Regions from separate parts of the Mus musculus genome. Here region 1 is linked to region 2. Evidence: chromatin loops called from intact Hi-C (ENCODE). Cell type or tissue: left cerebral cortex. All regions are shown on one strand. Each heading gives the region's core, and the rest is flanking DNA. Links, peaks and the distances in the headings are about the cores only.

What was found. Hi-C counts contacts between places; a loop is a spot of excess contacts. Peaks named below come from ENCODE experiments on the same cell type or tissue, not always from the same donor. Only the 100,000 strongest peaks of a DNase experiment are listed, where the experiment ranks them.
Region 1: a loop joins it to region 2, with 2.3 times the contacts of the local background. A loop is called at or near these places in 2 of 42 quality-filtered maps.

Annotation. Positions count from the first base shown.
Region 1 is chr7:115,683,360-115,688,733 of GRCm38, reverse strand. All of the region lies in intron 5 of Sox6 (SRY (sex determining region Y)-box 6), which reads left to right. Among named protein-coding and RNA genes, the nearest start is that of Gm51455, 190 kb to the right of the region's middle. In left cerebral cortex, for the core only: no CTCF peak of the experiment used is centred there; a DNase peak (open chromatin) is centred at 2,569.
Region 2 is chr7:116,028,404-116,033,777 of GRCm38, reverse strand. The region is part of intron 1 of Sox6 (SRY (sex determining region Y)-box 6); the gene reads left to right. Sox6os (SRY (sex determining region Y)-box 6, opposite strand) reads right to left here and starts at 1,799. Exons shown (of 2, transcript NR_152104.1): 1 at 1,611-1,799; 2 at 1,228-1,458. In left cerebral cortex, for the core only: a CTCF peak has its summit at 680 (motif pointing right); DNase peaks (open chromatin) are centred at 2,484, 2,600, 3,012, 3,315 and 5 more places; H3K4me3 peaks cover 2,376 bases; H3K27ac peaks cover 3,000 bases.

The DNA of each region.
Region 1 (5,374 bases), core at 118-5,117, 340 kb after region 2:
CATGGAATTTTTATCCCAATGCTGTTCTTATGGAAAAGGCCTATGGAGTGAACATAACTTATACATTATTCTGTATATTTTAAATTTGTTACCACTGTTGGTAATTACCACTGAGTGCATATTTAATGCACTGGGGAAATTTGATGCAATTATTCATTTGTGATTCTCCTTCAATTCAAATGTCTACATTAAACTATTGAAAAATAAAACTCTGGAGAGTTTAGGTCACTTTTAAAAATCCACTGACTTTCTGAACTCTGGTGGTAAACATCTGTTGCATTAACCAAGATGAAATTAGCATAGAGACTATACTGTAAAGAATACAGTTTCCAAGTTTAGTAACATAAAATAAAACCCCTCTTTGAATACGACCTTGAAGAGAGTAGACAGTCAGCCACACCACCTGCCTGCGGGGTCAGTGGGAGACACTAGGACTGAGTGCACATTTTAGCTACTTTAACTTGAGAGAAATTATTTTCCCTTGAGCCTCTTTTCAGCACTTTGGCATTGATTACACCCAGAAATGGACTAAATAGTCCAGCACAAGTTGGTAGCTCTTAGGAAATCCGTTCAAAATGACTGAAACTGCAGAGAAAAGGCACACATCTGACTCTCTTCACGATTTCCAGACTGTTTTAAATCGCAGAGAATTTGGGTACTGAAAAAGACCTCTTCTGCTGAAAGGGTCTGAGAATAAGAAAGGGGCCAGAGGGGCAGAGTTCCCGCTGACCCACGCTTTATTTCTCCTTTGATCATAAGCTGGAAGGAAAGGACTTGTTTCACAGAAATAGCTCAACATCATTTAGATGGTATGGCCAGGAGAGGAAGTGAGGCAGATGAAGGCAGGGTTTGATGCGGAGGTGGGATTCCACAGGTATTGGCTCAGTAGCCCAGCCAGTGTTTTCTCGAAGCTATTTGTTCTGTGTGCCTTTATGGTATTCTTAAATCTCTCTCCATAGAAGAGATTGGATCTAAATGAGATCCATCCATGCTTTTAAAAATGGGTTTCTTGACGTAATAACAAGAGATTTGTGTTCTTGCAGTTAAAGCAAAGTTTCATTCCTGTTCACATTTGTTTAACCAGATTCCCGTCACAACAGGTGCACAATTATTTTTATGAGTAAAATATTATCAGCCTTCAAAATTAGCCAGGGCAAAATGCAAGTTGTCTGATTAAATAATCAAAGGTGATACTTAAAATACATTTGATTTCCACAGGAATTTTAAAATGGTAAGCTCCATCTCTTACTCTGAAGTTCAGAGGGAATTACAATTGTTGCTAGTATGTAAGTAGTACCTGTAACTAGTCTGATGTGCTTTGTGAAAGTCATTGGTGTTATGGGGCAAACTATCATCAGATAGTCTTTTCATCTGTCAGGAAAGTGGTGCATATCACAGCAGGTGACTCTTTTTCTCTTGAACATTATTCAGCATCTGATCAGAAGGCCCACCAATCTAGAAAACTAAAATCCAGTGTTTGTTCACTTAAATTCAATTTGTGAGATATAAAATTAAACATATATTTCACTTTATAAACTAAGTAGATTATAGATATATCAAAGTTATAGATTACCTTGGTCAACAGTCATGATGCCTAAGTGGCAGAATACAAGAAAAAAAAGCCAACCCTACCCCACCCCCTCCTGAATGGAACAGAAAGCATATCTGGGTGGCAACTTCACTGTGGTTTTAAAAGCACTACAACAGCACAGCTGTTAGAAACCAATTACAGGCAGGTAACTGTTTGTTTTCATATCTAAATCTGTTTGTCAATCAGGAGAATGCAATGAATCAGGAGAAGGGATCTCAAATACAAACCACAGAGTAAGGCGGAGCTTCTGGAGGAAGTCCAAGCCACAAGAATTAGGGCAGGAGTGCGATGGAACCAAATCCACACGTGCGTGCACATGGCTCCCGGCTTTGACCATATTTTCCAAATCCAGTCAGAAGCTGAGATGATTGGAGAGAATTCTCCATTTTCTGTTGGGAATAGACTCATTTTAAGGTTTGTTAGAAGCAGTGTGGTTACCGAAAGAGAGAGATTATAAAAGAAGCCTGTAGGTTGTTATTAACTGAGACCATTTTCAGTCCTGGCTCATCAAGTCTTAAAGAGAGACGACGACTTACTTACATGTTAGTTTGGGGTGCATCAAGGCACACCTTTGGCTATCTTGTGGACAAATAGATTTTTACTACTTTGACTTTAGTTCATAGCAACTTTCAGCTTCTGTGCTTGTTTCTGAAGCGTTTTGTTTTATCTGGACACAGTCAGTGAGGCCACCTCTACTGTCCTGATCCTCGGCCCTGGTGCTGAGGCTCACAAAGAGTGCTTTACACATGTCTGTAGGGCTGAACATGGGGAAACCTACTGAGAGCCAAAGTTTAAGCTGGTAACATCACGAGAGAGTAAATAGAAGTTTATTAAGAACGCTAAAGAAAACAAAATGGGCATAGCCATGCTGTGGTTTTGCTTAAACACGGGCTTTTGGATACACCAAGAACCCTGGATTTCTTTTCTACTGCTTACTGAAAAGAGCCCTTTGATTTTTTTCAGGCACAGTTTGTGCCAATGAGCCTTAGCCTGGAAGCATGGTGCCTGTTGTTTAGCCCTCACTGTGCACTGTGTGTCTTTCTGCTGTGGCTAACAGGCTTTAGGCTACCCTTTTAAGTGGATGTGGGAATGTATTCTACCAAAAGGCTTGTTGCTTGTGCCAGGTCTCTGTGTAAATTCAGTGTGGTTGTCAGGAAACAGGGAAAGAGATCTTTGTGACCTGCAGGAGCATTCTCTACAGACTCTCACCTGACATACCATAAGAAGTAACTGATGAGCCATCAATGAAAGAGTAGAGCAGTTAACACCATCCCCTTTCAGAGTAGAAAGTAAAACAGCAGGAAGCACTCTGAGGAGGCATTCTGCATTCCTGTGTTCCATTTCATGGAGAAAACAGGAGGTGTGTAGGTGTGGTCACTTGCCTTGGTGCCCTTGTGCAGGACAGAGGACAACTTATGGGAGTCAGTTCTATCTTTCTACCTCGTGGGTCTGTGGGGTTGAACTTGGGTGGTCAGGCTGGATGGCAAGCACCTTAATCAGCTGAGCCCTCTTGCCAACCAGAGCAAAACTTTTCCTATTGAACACAAGATTCCGAGCCCAAATGGGATCCTTAGAATTCCTGTCACCCATTCTTCTGTTTTTCAAGAAGGACTGTGTTTGTAGAGTTTCAGTGAACCCACAAATCCCCATACAGTGCTTATTTTGGGGTTTATATGATTTCATATTTCCTACCACTCAGGCAGGATTGTTTATTTTATGGGTATGATAGCTTTGGCCGCATGTATGTCTGTGCAACGCATGTGTGTAGTGCCTAAGGAGGCCAGAAGAGGGTATTGGATCCCTTACAACTTACAAGTTACAGATGGTTGTTAGCTGTCAAGTGGGAGCTGGAAATCAAATCGGGGCTTCTGCAAATGCAGCAAGTACTCTTAAACACTGAGCCACCGTTCCTGCCCCAAGAAGGCTTCCCTTTAAAGACTTAGAGCAAAGAGCAGAGAATCTGACAATAACAAGAGATAAGACATTAATTACATACTGTGTCACAGTGCATTGTGTGTTTTAATCTCACACAATCCTCAAGCCAGGGCTGTGAAGTGGGTATCATCACTTTTCTTTTACTGAAGAGAAAGAAGGGTTCGGGAAGAAAGGACAGTTTTCTTCAGACACCAAGAAAATGCCAGCCATTTCAAGGTTTGAATCAAGGTCTATTTGCTGCTAAGCTGCCATCCTTTCTGCCTGAGTTGCCTTTCTAGAGATTGGCCCCTGCTGGGCCACCCAGACACTACTGGGTCATACTTTGTCATGTGATTCTTAGCTCTTTCAAACTAGAATTTGAACAAGTCAGACAGATGAACAGAGATGGGCAAGTGAAACAAAAGGCACCAATTACTACCATCCTGGCTATGGAGTCACACTAGGCCAGGATCACAATAGGAGCTATGCATTCATTTGTTTTGAAATTTTGGAGGTCATCTATATTATTTTATATCTGTAATTTTTCATTAAAAATCTCATGAGTGTTAGGTTGATCCTCCAGGTTTGAGGGGCTTAGCTTCCCTTAGTGTACCCTTGCCTTTGGGGTCTCTGGTTTGCTATTAATTGCAGTGTAGACCTGCACTGTCTCCTTGCATGTATATTCTATAGGATGCTCTGGCTTTCTGGGTTCTCTGGTCTGCAGCTCTGCCATGAAGGATATGTGGATATGTCAAAAGAACAGCGATAGAGCACAAGCCACAGACACTCTGACTGCTGGCGAGGCTTCTGGACTTTTTACACTTCTAGCACAATATCATGTGGACTTCTGTGTTTACTGCAAAGCCTTATGAACCATGAACAGAATTCTAATAACAGATTGCACTGTGGTTAATTATTAAGTTAAAACTATGAAAGGCAGTTAGAGAAGATTGCCATCTCTTTGCAACAACAACCCTTTGTGGTCCTGTTCCAAGGTCTCCTATCGTACCAGGTGCTGTTAATTATTTGTTTTTTTTTTTTGAGTCTTCATATTTATAATATAATTTTCTTCTCTCTGTGAAGATATATTAGAAGTAGTTTTAACCTCTTTCACTCAGCAAAACAACAGGATTGCTAGTGCCCTAGGAAAGACCAGTTTTGGATCCAAGAGAACAGAGAGGATCATGTCATCAAACTTTCTGCAGCAGTTTCCATGAAGAATTTCAACTTGGAGGAGAAGAGAGAGCAGAGTCAGGCATGAGTTTAGAGGCATGGATCTGACACCATCCATGGGCCTGGAAGTAGACATAGCATGTCCTGTTGGAGAAATAACTTAGAAACCTGAACTTATGGTTAATTGCAGTTGAGTCATCCTAGAACCAAGCTAAGATGCCCAAGGATACAAGTTAGGAGAATTCGGAACACAGCACTAAGTTATCTTGGGAGCCACAGGATAGCTAATGGGTGAAAATGAGATCCTGGCCACAAGGTGCAGGGCTACAGGGCAGCATGTGTATGGAATTTCAACTGTAAAAGGAGGAGAAGTACTCACTGCTTATAGTGTTTGAATAGTGTACCTCTGATCCTGTGCTTAGATTCTCCAATTCTGGCTACCTACTTTGTATAGTTAGAAACCAATGCTTAGACCTATTTAAAAGGAAATGTTTTCTAGATCTGCTACCCAATACAGAAGCTACTAGCATTATATGTCCATTTAATATAAATTCAGATTAATAGAAAGTCACCAGAGTTAAAATTTTGTTCCTCAGCCACATTTTAAGTGCTTAATTATGATATCTGGATAGTGACTATCATACTAACCAGCAAAGAGATAAAATATCTCCATTATCTGGAAAGTTCTGTGATATA
Region 2 (5,374 bases), core at 269-5,268:
CCGCTCCCTTGCTGTGGACACCCTGTTCCTCAGGATGCCTGCCTCTCTCGGAGAGTTGTGCCTTACTCCGGAGGCGGTGACAGATCTGCGTGGCGGGTTTCTGGTTTTCTTGCCCCCACCCCTTCCCCAAATCACTCCGAGAAAACACATGTTGTAGCCGCAGATAACTGTGCGTAGGACACCGAGGCAAAAGGGCAGGGAGAGACAGCCAAAGCCACCTTTGACAGCAGAAGTGTTATCGCCATCGCAAGTATTCGTCCGGAAATCTGTCTGCCCTCTTGGCCCACCTAATTCCTCCACCTTCGCCTCCCCAAGTAGATAATCTATAGAAGTGGGAATGAGATGAAAAAGAAGTCAGGTGGCTTAGAGAGTGAATTGTTAAGTCTCCGTAAAGTTCGAGGTAGGTATTTCATGGAAGTTCGCACAAGTGTGGGATGGAAGAAGTTGGTGTGCCTACTGTGTTGTGTTAGTGTTTCTCTCTCTCTCTCTCTCTCTCTCTCTCTCTCTCTCTCTCTCTCTCTCTCTCTCTCTCTCTCTCTCTCTCTCCTTCTCCCTCCCCCTCCCCTCTCTCTCCTCTTCCTCCCCTCTCTCCCTTTCCCTCGCTCTTTCTATTCTCCAGCTTAGGGTTCAGATGGGGCTCTTGGATGGCAATGCCCTTTGTACCCACAAGAGGGCAACATCTTGAGGGCTTTGTGAACACTGGATCTTTCATCGCGGCATGCTTGCTTGGGTTTTGAGAAAGTTTTAGCGAAACTTTCAAAGTGATATTTTATGTTATTCATAATATCAAAAAGTAAAGTCATAAAAAAGAAGAAACAAGAGAAAGGTGGAGGAGGAAAGGATGGGGAGAGGGAGAGAGGGGAGAGAGGGGAGAGGGGGAAGAGGGGAGAGGGGAGAGGGGGGAGAGGGGGGAGAGGGAGAGAGAGAGAGAGAGAGAGAGAGAGAGAGAGAGAACAGTTTAGATTGCCAGGGGAGTCTGAGCCACAGAAGGTGGGGGAGGGCTGTTGTAATTGTGGGTTTGGCCGACTGACGACTGGAGTGCCCTCTTCGGCAATCTTAGTTGTAGCCGGAGGTCATGTAAATCGACCTTAAAAGAATGCATAAGCCATAAATTAAACCCTCACCCAACGGCTGATCCATAAGTAGACAAAATCTAACCTGGACAAAACGGGCTTCCTTTAGGGCCGAGTTAACCCCTCTCCCCCAATAGAAACTCAATGCGAAGTTAGTTTTGTTAGAGAATGAATATTTTGTTTTCTTGAAAAGTGTCGATTTGCCGTGTGACTGCGCCGCCGCAGTTCTAAGAGGCGTCAGTGTTAGCCAGGCTGTGGCTCAGGGGCCGGGAGGACCCGCAGGGCTTCTGAACCTCCCCCATTTCGGACTGGGATCGTTGGCTAGTTGTGGGGTTGACGCTGGCCTAGGGCGGGCGGGACTCCAGGATCTTCGTAGCTCTCCGCGCTAGGGGTGAAATTTACCCGGAGGATTAAAGAAAACCCGGGTGGCTAGAAGCCGCGCGCTCCCTCCTCGCCCTCCACCACCGGGGCTTCCCACGACTTTCCCGGGACGCTCGAGTTCCAGTTCCCCTTGCTCCCTCCACTATTGCACTTTACTTTTAATGGTCCTCTCAGCAGTACACAAACCGAACTCCAAGGCAGTTTGCAACCCAACGGTGGTCCTTTTTGCTCAGCACGCTTGCTGCGCAGGCTGGCCCGCTGACGGCGTGGGCGAGGGACAGCCCCGTAAGGCTCGCGCGGGTTCGGCTTCCAGGTCCTCTGCGCTTCAGCCGGCACCCTCGGCTCAGAGCCTGACCCGCAACCTTCGTCCCTCTAGGCTCTCTGCCCGGCCCGCTACTGGCTGCCCGCTGCGGGCCGATGTTCGGAGCACCGGCTGGGCCCTGGGCGGGAGGCGGTGTTGGCGAGGCTCGCCTGCCCCGGGGGAGCTGCTTTCGGCTTTCTCCCTTAAAGGGCAGTACGAAGAAGGACCCGGGTTTGTGCAAAGGCTGCTGGGGCTGAACTGCTGCAAATGCAAAGGAACGGCCGGGCTCTGCGGAGGACAGACTGGCTCCGGGTCCGCGCAGCTTTAAGATAAAAAGAATTGGTGTGTTCGGATAGATAAAAGGTGGTCGTTTCCGGCGTATTATGAGTTTTATTTAAGCTTGTCTGACTCTGACCAAGTTTGAAAATGTTTGTTTGTGTGAATGACCAGTTATCGGCAGCGACTCCAGTTTGTGGTCTAAAATAAGTCATTTACTGGGCTGGCAGGGCTGCTAGTTAGCAAGATGGGCTGTTCTAGGCTGCTTCTGCGAGTTGCCTCCTGTAAGGGCCGCACTTGAAGTTTCAGTCTCAAGATAGTCCGAAACTGTCCCAGCGGCACAATAGATTGGGCTCCGGACCTCCAGTTTCAATGTCTGAGAGGGAGTTCTGGTGACTTCTCGGTCCTGGACGCTGGGCTCCAGGGTGAACTCCAGTGGCTTGGCTTTTGGCCCTCACGGAACCGCCCAGCCAGCAACCCAGTGGAGAGAATGCCCCTTCCCCCCGCCCACCAGGGTCTCCTCTCTTCTGTCCTTTGTAGTCACATGTCCGGGTTTTCCCCCTGGTCCGAGAACAGACACAGCCCCGCCCAGTCTATTTCTAGAAGGTGGGTTCGGTGAATAAAAAGGTCAAGTGGTTACGTTCCCGAGCTGGTCCACAGTGAGGGGGGACAGGACAGACACCTGGCAAGGCCCGCCCCGCCTGTCCCCCCAACCCTGGCGGGCCTGCCTGCCTGCGACTGGCCTCCCTAGGCCACATTCTTGTGTTAGGTTGGAGAGGCGAGAGGCGGTAGGAGAGGGAACCCTGAACCGGCCCAGAGCAGGCGAAGCTGATCCCGAGATGGCATTTTGTTTTGAACAGTTGGTGGGGAGGACGCTTCCTCATAAGGTAAGGTGTCAACTGGACAGTTGGCTGCCCAAATGCCACATGTATAATTAGCCTGCGTACTCAGCACCTCATCCCCAAGGCCCATAGGCACGGGCTTGGCTGACTTGAGTAGCTCAGTTCAGCTCTGGATTACAGGATTCCCAAGGGAAGCCTAACCGGCCAGGAGAGCCTGGAGAGGCCCTGGCTAGGAAGACTGACCATGAAATCTCGCTTTTGATTTTTGCCTTTTCTCCTTCTCCAGTTTTTCGTAGTTTTCAGCTAAGGGGCAAGTGCTGGTTAGGAGAAGGTACCCAACATCAGCGGCAGGTTGCAGACTGGATGGGGAAAGGGGAAACAGAACAAACCTGGCCACATCCTACCCACATGCTGCCCTGGAGAATCTGCTCAAACACTCTGTGTGCACTCATCTATTGGGATCAGCCAGTCTTGGCACTGTGTGACTTGGCTTGGGAAGAGACTTCAGATCTGCTCACTTGTCTCCCTGCTTCCCCCACTCTCAGAGGTCTATCACAATAATTTAGTGTCAGTGCCTGATTGTAGTTTCTGCTCCCGCTTCAGGCCTAGTTGCTTGGGGCTGCTAGTGGACCTGGGAGCTGGGCAGATCTGTTGTTTCCCTTCTCATTCCTGTTCAGCTTGGGGTTCTTAGAGCAGAGCTTTGTCTCCCTGTCTGCTCAGATGGATGCTAGTTTCCTGTTGAGCTTCCCGGGACATCCTAGCCTGAGGCCAGCTTTAAGGCTTGTGGCCCTGTGCAGACCAGACTTGTGCAGCTTCAAACATGACCTTTCCTCTGTCATCCCTCTGCCACCCTGGGCACTCGCTGTGGAATTCAGCACTCAGAATTAGGCACTGACATCAATTTGCCTTCTTCCCTTGCTTCTAGGTCTCTCAGATATAGTACTGGAAAGATTCTCTGTAATTTCAAAACAAATGAGCAAACACTTCCCCGAAACCTTGCACAGGTCTAGTGGGACAGTTAGCTTTCTCAGCAGCAGGGGTTCTGTGATGAGAAGCTGGGGCTTACTAAGTTTCTCTTGCTTCGATGGAAGCCAGTACAGTCTTTTCTTATAGCATGACCAAGGTTAGAGCTGAAGTTTCTGTTCTCTCAGCCTGGGAATTTTTATTGATGCATTTTCCAGAGGGTCTTTGTTGTATGCACATACATGAGCATGTGGAGAGGCACAATGACATGTAGATTTCTTCTCAATATTTGAGAGACCTTATAAGAAATGTTATATTGCTCCTGTTCTTAAGAAAAGGAAACACTCCACTAAATGGTTCACATTTTGAAAGCCAGTGTGCACTAGAAGTCATTGGATCTAGTTTATGGCCAAAGACATGAAGTGATCAGGACTGGATACCAGGAAGAGACCAGGTATTTCCTCAGGCAAGCTGACACCCTTAGTCACTTCATGAGTACTGACACCTCTTTCTCCTCTGCCCTTCCACATTTCTTACTATGGCAGGAAGAGAAGGTTTTTTTTGTTATTGTTTATTTTTTATCTGGTTCGTTGTTGATTTTATTGTGAAGTGAAGAAAAGGAATGCTCTTTTGGAGTATATGTTTTTTAATTAAAATGCAAATATTTGAGCTGTTTTAGAATTATGTGGTATGATACATTCTGTACTATATTGCATAACTACAATACTCAACAATATATTGTAAAAACAAATGTTAAGAGACTACTTATCAAGCAGTTATCATGTGCCTGTGTCTTAAACTGACTCTAATGCATTCAGCATCAGTCTTAAATGGAGTGATGTGCTGTGAGAATGCTGTCTATGAAGCATCTTTTCAGTAGCAGCAGAAAACAACCGATATTTTTCTTTATAAGGGAAAAGCAAGGATTTACAACGTGTCAATATAACCAGTAAATCTTCCTTTTATAAAGCTTCAAAATATATAACTTTAAACATAATGATAAATTTTGGTGGCATTATTGAGGTTTTATATAAATTTTTTATTTGTCTTGTTTTAGGAGATATTGGGCTTTAAGTCAATGATCAAATTCCTGTACCTATTTACCTTAAATATTATAAATCTGAAATATTTTATATAATTCTCTTTCAATTAATACAGTAGGTCCTGGAAGGATTGGTATTTCTTGAGAATAAGGTAATACATTGGCTTTAAGGCTTTTAGTACTTTCTATCTTTTCATATTGGCTATTTTAACCCACTAGTGATATTACTCACATATCTATATTTATATCATATATATATATATATATATATATATATATATATATACTACTTAAAAACAGCATTTTATGAAATTGTAGTTTGGGTTTAAGAGAACTATTTGCTTAAACATAGTTTGAGGATGCATATATGTATATCAATTGCTGTTTTTGAAGTAAAGTAGAAATTCCCTAGAAATGTGTCTAAGAGCACCATATCAGTACCATATCAGGCACAGACAGGTACTAGAAATGATAAAACACAGATAACACACTGGAA